Regions from separate parts of the Homo sapiens genome. Here region 1 is linked to region 2. Evidence: chromatin contacts called from ENCODE Hi-C or POLR2A ChIA-PET data. All regions are on one chromosome and are shown on one strand. Each heading gives the region's core, a stretch centred on a gene start or an enhancer-like site at or near the end of the contact. The rest is flanking DNA. Distances are from core to core; before and after follow the strand shown. Region 1 holds the start of NPDC1 (neural proliferation, differentiation and control 1). Region 2 holds the start of GRIN1 (glutamate ionotropic receptor NMDA type subunit 1).

The links. Hi-C counts contacts between places; a loop is a spot of excess contacts on that map. ChIA-PET counts read pairs that join two places held with the same protein, here RNA polymerase II (POLR2A). Pooled maps may share reads with other maps.
Region 1: a pooled map shows a loop between it and region 2 (2.3-fold over the local background). The contact joins the promoter of NPDC1 here to the promoter of GRIN1 in region 2. A Hi-C loop is called at or near these places in 7 of 50 pooled maps. POLR2A ChIA-PET finds 5 or more read pairs at or near these places in 4 of 52 experiments (HEK293, RWPE1, SK-N-SH and 1 more).

Annotation. Positions count from the first base shown.
Region 1 is chr9:137,044,335-137,048,202 of GRCh38, forward strand. NPDC1 (neural proliferation, differentiation and control 1) reads right to left here and starts at 1,843. Exons shown (of 9, transcript NM_015392.4): 1 at 1,544-1,843. The coding sequence starts at 1,655. It overlaps ENTPD2 (ectonucleoside triphosphate diphosphohydrolase 2), which reads right to left. Exons shown (of 9, transcript NM_203468.3): 9 at 3,773-3,868. RefSeq lists an enhancer at 1,908-2,577.
Region 2 is chr9:137,137,367-137,141,113 of GRCh38, forward strand. GRIN1 (glutamate ionotropic receptor NMDA type subunit 1) reads left to right here and starts at 1,788. Exons shown (of 20, transcript NM_007327.4): 1 at 1,788-2,378. The coding sequence starts at 2,121. RefSeq lists a silencer at 1,331-1,625.

The DNA.
Region 1 (3,868 bases), core at 593-3,092, 93 kb before region 2:
AAACCTGTGCCAGCAGGTCCACCTGGGCCCACCCGCCAACTTGGCACCTGGGGAGTGAGGCAGTCCCCGCTCCTGTGCTGATACCCCACCGTCCACCACGCCAAAGGCAGGGGCCTGAGGTACAAAGCTGGCTCTAGGGTCTGGGTTCCAGGCCCCTCCTAGCCCTTTTCCCCAGCCCAGGAGCCTCCATCCCCCACTTCCTCCTCCTGAAAAGAGGTCGCAGGAACAAGAGCAGCTGGACGGTGGCTGGCACACCCCCCTCCACCCGCCAACGTCTGGGCTGCCTGAGGGCCCTCCCTTCCAAGCACTGGGCACTGGGAATGGGAGGAGTTGCCTAGGGAGGGCCCTGCCAGGTCTCCCGGTGAGGCAGACACGAAGCTGCAGAGGCCGGTGAACTGAGGACTGGCACCTGCCACCCACCCGGGCTCAGCACAGCAGCTGCAGCCCCGTTTCCTGAATAGGTGGCCTCCGCCTTTCCTGGCTGAGCACACTCTGATTCTCGGAAGCCTCTCCTGTTCATGCCCACCTCCCATCCAGGGGCACTGAGCCCAGGAGGAAGCCGGCCTCACTCTGGCCCCTTGAGGCCACACACACAGAACCAGGCTGCCCAGGACAGCGCCTCAGCTGTGCCACAATCCACTTAACTTCTCCATGCCTCGGATTCCTTGCCTGTAAAACGGGCTCACAGCACCTCTTCTGCAGGGCTGCCAGGAGTACTGTACGAATGCAGTCGCAAAGTCTCCCAGTTCAGTCCCCCCAGAAAAACGTCAGCTTTGCATCCTGGGTTCCTGCAGGGAGCTCTGCTCTCTGGACCCTCAGGACCCATCTGTGCAGGTGAGAGGGTGTCCCAGGACCCTGGGCTTATCACCCTCCTCCGGAGTCCACCTGCAGCCCTCAGTCCCAAAGACAGAATGCCAGTGCCCTCGAGGGCAGGGGATGCAGGCGGAGGCTCTGAGGCTGCAACAGTCTCCCTCCTATTGAAGCTAGAACAGCACCCCGAGCCTGCGCCATAAGTGCCCCCAGAACTTCAGCGCCCACCATGGCGCACAAGGCCGGTGCCCAGCGCCACCCAAGGCGTGAGGACAGGCAGAGCAGCACTGAGGCCCCGACCCCGGGACGCGCACCGGCAGCGAAGCCGGCGGGCACTCAGGGCCAGCCCCACACCCGCAGGAGCCCCGAACACGGAGACACAGAGACGCACACAGGCAGACTCCCGGCGGGCCCGCCCAGAGCCAGATGGCCGCGGCGCGGAGGCCTGAGCCAGACGCGCTCCCGGCGGAAGAAGCCATGAATGTAAGGTACGCCTCTGGGAACCGGCAGAAGCCCCATCCGGCGCGGCCTTTTGGAGGCTCCGCGCTGCGCCCTCCGGCCAGGCCTGTTTATTCCATCGTGGGCGAGGCGGGGCCCCCGCCACCAGCGGACCAGGCCTGCAGGGCCTGCGGGCCTGGGCAGGACGAGGGCGGCGGCGCCCGGCAACCCGGTCCCCGCCCGGCGATCCCGGCCCCGGGGCGCCCCGCGGCCTGCGCCCAGCGCGCTCGCTCACCCGGGTGGCCGGCGGCGGCTCCACGCAGGGCGGCGCCGAGGACGAGGCCGGAGAGCAGCAGCCGCAGCAGCCGCAGGTGCCGCGGGGAGGGCGGAGGCAGCGGCGTCGCCATCCTTCAGCGCCGCCGCCGGGGCAGCATGGCACCGCGAGGCCAGGGGCTCGGCGCGGGCTCCGGGCTCCGCGTCGGGAGCAGCGGAGGCAGCGGGGGAGGACGCAGGAGGAAGAAGAGGCGGATGCCAAGGAGGAGGAGGAGGAAGAGGAAAGGCACGGGCGGCGGCGCTGACGCTGCAGCAAGGATCCGGGATGGAGGCGCCGGCGAGGCGCGCACGCGGAGACTGCGCCTGCGCGCTCCACCTGAGGGGGCGGGAGGGCGGCTCCAGACTGCGCCCCCTCCCCCTGCTCCAGTTCTGGTCCCCTCTCCGGGCCTCGCTGGACCTCTCTCGGCCTCAGGGTGTCTCGGCACCTGCGGTCTCTGGGGCCGGTGCGGTTCCCAGAAGTCCGGCTGGGTTTGGGCCGCGGGTGGGCTTCTCCAGGATGCGCTCCCTTCTGGCCTCTTCCCGGTAGGACTCCGAGCCCCTCACCCGCACCCGCGATGGGGCAGAGGACCTGTGTGGGCCTAGCCTCGCGAGCGCACAGAGACACAGGAGCGCCGGGCGCACGCAGACAGGTGCTCACGAGCTGGGCAGGTGCACAGGAAGGCACAGGTGTGCCCACAGAGGCAGGGGCACCCCCACTCGCGGGAAAAGCAAATACAGGAACACAGAACGGCCCCGGCCCCGACTGCAGCTTTGGCTGGAGCCGCGGCGGCCGCGCTCAGTGAGGCCACCAGGGGGCAAGAGTGATCCGGAGCCACTGAGGACCGGAGCTGGGAGCTGTCCAAGGTGTTCAGGGTCCCCAGGTGACAGCCCTTTAGCTCCCTCAGGACAATGGGCATCTTTTTTTTTTTTTTTCTTTGAGACAGCGTCTCTGTCGCCTAGCCTGGAGTGCAGTGGTGCCATTTCGGCCCACTGCAACCTCCACCTCTCGGGTTCAAGTGATTCTCGTGCCTCTGCCTCCTGAGTAGCTGGGATTACAGGCGCGTGCCACCATGCTGGGCTAATTTTTGTATTCTTAGTACAGACGGGGTTTCACCATGTTGCCTCAGCTGGTCTTGAACTCCTGACCTCAGGTGATACGCCAGCCTCAGCCTCCCAAAGTGCTGGGATTACAGGCGTGAGCCACTGTGCCCAGCTGACAACGGGCATCTCTGATGCCCCCCTTGCACCTCACCTGTTGCCTCCCAAGAGCACGCCCACCCCATCCCACTAGAAACCTCCTTTGACTAGTCATTCAGAGAACAAGAGTGAGACCTCCAACCCGGGGTGTCCCCTTGGTCCTTCCAGTCTCAGAACTCCAAAGCTGGGGCTGGCTGCCCTCAGGTTTATCAAATGACTTTAAAAAAAAATGGTGAAGAGGGGAGGGAAGAGCAGAATAAGAACCACCACCCTCCTCGCCAGGGCACTGAGCATAGAGACAGTGTCTAAGCTCACTTCCCAGGAAGGTGAGGAGGCGAGTGGGCAAGACCAGGCCTTCCCATCCTGGAGAAAACTGGCTTGGGGAGGGGCTGCAGGGCCTGGCTGGGGCTGCAGGATGCCTTTTGGAGGTGCAGGACACTCAGTCCCAGGTGAGAAGGGCAAGGTGCCCTGTGCCATTGCATGGCTCAGCTCCACAGCCAGGTTCTGTGCAAGATTCCTGCCTATGGGTCCTGGTCCTGATCTCATCTCCCACCCCTGTGCCACCTCCTGATGTGGGCCTGCCCTCCCGCCAGTCTCTACCAGCACTGACTGCCCCCTAGGAAGCCGCCTGGCTGGCTGCCACCCACTCTCCGCCACCTCCCTGACCTCTACCCTCACCCCCAGGCTCACTGTACCAGGACCCAACCTTCAGTCTGGCCTTGGTCACCAACGCAGATCTGGATGTGATGGTTTTGGGGAACTCTGCTGGCCAGAGAAGACTCAAGGGCCCAGGAACATTCCCTCGGGCCAGCCATCCTGCAGCTACTCTAGGCTGCCACGGCACACCAGGGCAGCAGCCAGTGCCCCAGGCCTGGCTCCAGAGCAGAAGGCAGTAGGGAGGGATGGTGTCCACCCTCAGGACCAAGGGCAGGCCCGTGCGGCTAGAACAGCGGGAAGGTGGGGGCACAGGCCACAGCAAGGATGCCCCACCCCACAGACACTCTCCTTTCACGTCTCTAGGAAAAACTTTTTATTACAAAATTTTTACAAGTAGGTGCTGGGCTGGCTGCCAGCCCGTGGGCTGTGACCCTCCCCAGTACAGACCCAGACT
Region 2 (3,747 bases), core at 538-3,037:
CCAGCACCCCACGGGGTGGGGGTGGGTGGGTGGAGCCAGGGCCTCTGCTGCAGCCTCCAACCCCTTTCTTCCACGCTGATGAGGCGCTGTCTGGGCTCAGGTCTACCCCCACGCAGCTGCCAGGCTCTGGCCTGCCTGAGGCGGATACTTTTTTTTTTCTTTTTTTTGATGGAGTGTTGCTCTGTCGCCCGGGCTGGAGTGCAATGGTGCGATCTTGGCTCACTGCAACATCCGCCTCCCAGATTCAAGCGATTCTCCTGCCTCAGTCTCCCAAGTAGCTGGGATTACAAATGCCTGCCGCCACGCCCGGCTAATTTTTGTATTTTTAGTAGAGACAGGGTTTCACCATGTTGGCCAGGCTGGTCTCGAACTCCTGACCTTAGGTGATCCACCTGCCCTTGCCTCCCAAAGTATTGAGATTACAGGCATGAGCCACTGTGCCCTGCCGAGGTGGAAGTTTGGAGATGGGCCACAAACTCCTGGAGATAGGGCCAGCTCAGTCCCCCTGAGCACCCACACACACCCTCCTGAGAGCCAACAGAAGGAGTGAGGGCCCCGAGGCGGATGACCCGTGTGCCTCAACCCGAACGGGGAGAGGCGGGGTCTGCAGCAGGGTACGGGCAGGTGATCCCCCAAGGAAAGATTTTCCTGTATTGAGAGAGAAGGGGCCAAGAGGAGGAGCTTGTCAAACACCACAGCCCCTCCCCCTCCTCTCAGCTCCAGGGGGTCCCTGGTGCCAGTGTTCGGCTGATGGAGAGAACGGCAAGCGGGAGAGAGAGTGTGACCCCTGTGGGCACATGACTTCCCTTGCTGCACTGCTGCACATAGCAGAGGTGTGGTGACGACCCTGTTTTGTCCCATTGGGGGCGTTTGCTGTTAGGTCTGCAGAATCCTCAGTTGCTATTGGAAATGGTGACATCACTGGCAGGGGCGGAGCTTCAGCCATCCTTCAAGTTAGGGAGGGGCACGCACACTCCAGGGGTGGAGGGGGACAAAGACAGGGTGGTGTGGACCAGAGGGATGGGTAAGGCTCTGGAAAAGGGGGCGCTGGGAGCGCATTGCGAGGGGGCTGGAGAGGGAGAGAGGAGCGGAAGCTGAGGGTGTGAAACGGCTGGCCCCGAACACACCTCGCGGCGCTCCAGTGATTCCTGGTGTCCGACCTCAGCCCCAGTCAGTGCGGGTCCAGTTTCCAGGCTCTCGCGGAAGGCCTGGCTGAGCACATGCGGCAGCCACGGTCACCCTCCCTATTCCTCTTAGCCCGAGGAGGGGGGTCCCAAGTTACATGGCCACGCAGATGGGGCCTCTCCCTCATTTCTGAACCTTGTGGGGAGGGGAACCTTGAAGGGAGCGCCCCCCAGAGCCATGGCTTAGGGCCTCCCCCACCCCTCTGGAGCTCCAGTCTGCAAGAGTCAGGAGCCGAAATATCGCTGACTGTGGGTGACGACTCTTGCGCGCACACACACATACAAGCGGGCACGACGCGTTCGGTCCTATTAAAAGGCACGCAAGGGTGCGGGCTGCACGCGGTGACACGGACCCCTCTAACGTTTCCAAACTGAGCTCCCTGCAGGTCCCCGACAGCACAGGCCCCTGTCCCAGGACCCCTCCAGGCACGCGCTCACACGCACACGCGCGCTCCCCGGCTCACGCGCGCTCCGACACACACGCTCACGCGAACGCAGGCGCACGCTCTGGCGCGGGAGGCGCCCCCTTCGCCTCCGTGTTGGGAAGCGGGGGCGGCGGGAGGGGCAGGAGACGTTGGCCCCGCTCGCGTTTCTGCAGCTGCTGCAGTCGCCGCAGCGTCCGGACCGGAACCAGCGCCGTCCGCGGAGCCGCCGCCGCCGCCGCCGGGCCCTTTCCAAGCCGGGCGCTCGGAGCTGTGCCCGGCCCCGCTTCAGCACCGCGGACAGCGCCGGCCGCGTGGGGCTGAGCCCCGAGCCCCCGCGCACGCTTCAGCGCCCCTTCCCTCGGCCGACGTCCCGGGACCGCCGCTCCGGGGGAGACGTGGCGTCCGCAGCCCGCGGGGCCGGGCGAGCGCAGGACGGCCCGGAAGCCCCGCGGGGGATGCGCCGAGGGCCCCGCGTTCGCGCCGCGCAGAGCCAGGCCCGCGGCCCGAGCCCATGAGCACCATGCGCCTGCTGACGCTCGCCCTGCTGTTCTCCTGCTCCGTCGCCCGTGCCGCGTGCGACCCCAAGATCGTCAACATTGGCGCGGTGCTGAGCACGCGGAAGCACGAGCAGATGTTCCGCGAGGCCGTGAACCAGGCCAACAAGCGGCACGGCTCCTGGAAGATTCAGCTCAATGCCACCTCCGTCACGCACAAGCCCAACGCCATCCAGATGGCTCTGTCGGTGTGCGAGGACCTCATCTCCAGCCAGGTGCCCTCCCCCACCTCCGCCACCCACCTCCCCTCTCCTCCATCCTGCAACCCCACACCCCCAGTTTCATTCCATCCTTTCCGTGCCCCCTTCCTCCCTGTAAGACACCACCCCAGAGTCAGCTGGCTGCTTCCGGGAGGCCTCGTCTCACTAGGAACCAAACACCAGGGTCTGCTGGCTCCCCTATCTTGGCCTGAGACCAGTCACCTGCCACCTTGGCTGGTCCTCAGAGGGCCCCTGGGGCTCCAGGCCCTGACTGGTGTGTGTAGACGTGGGGCTGGAGTGTGTCAGTGTGGGGGTGGGCATTCCGGGTAAGAGAGTAGAAGCGCCTGTCCAGCTACATGCCCGCCCTGCAGAGCTTTAAACAGGACGGGGCCTGGGGCCATCTTTGTTTCTGCTTCCAGGTTCTCCTGCCCTTTCTTTCGTCCCTTCCCCCTACCGATGGGTCCGCCTGGGAAGAGAAATGGCTCAGGTGCCACGGCAGGACGCTTTGTGGGGGTGGGAGTGGGGGTGCACACGCGAGAGGCATCAGGGCATGGGAGCTGTCGGCAGCCAGCGCTGCGGGGGAGGACGTGGCTCCTGGGATTTTGCCTGTCGGAGCTGTCCGCCCCTGGGCCGAGCGCCTGCTGAATTCCAATGAGGCTGCAAGGATCTGCAATGCAGCCCTTTATGTAAGAGGCAAGACAGACATCCAGCCTAGCACCGCTCACACGTGCCTACCTGATGGACACACCACATCTGTGGACACACATGCTCACACTCACACCAAATGTTACATTAGCACACACTCATGCACCTCAGCATCACACAATCAATTTCATATGCTCATCTGCACACATGCAGATCCATTGACACCTGCTCATGTGCCACACACGGCTTGGCATGCATTCCCAGAGGCACGTGCAAACATGCACATTTACACACATGGTTCCAGTCATTCACACGCATGTACACGAACAGACATGCCAGGGCATGTGATGCACATAACCATACCCTAGCACACGCGTGAACACCTGCATGGTCACACACGGACCTACGGGTCTTTGCCAAGCACCTCTGGGTGCAGGCTGGAAGCAAGAGCTGGGGGAGGGAGAACCACTTCAAACAGCTGCAGCTGCAGGGCCCACACCAGAGTTTTCTCAGAAATCCTCCCTCCCCACTTCACAAGCCACCCCCGTGCCCCAGCCCAGGACACCATGGGATGGGACTGGGGGGATGCATCTGTAGCCAGTGGCTGCAGTCACATATTCCATCTGGGACTGGGGAGGGACACGGAAGGTGGACTCAGGAAATCCAGGAGGGGCCATTCCTGGGGAATTGCTTCAACTCACGCCCATGTTGCTGTCTGTCTGTGGGCATGGCCTCTGCA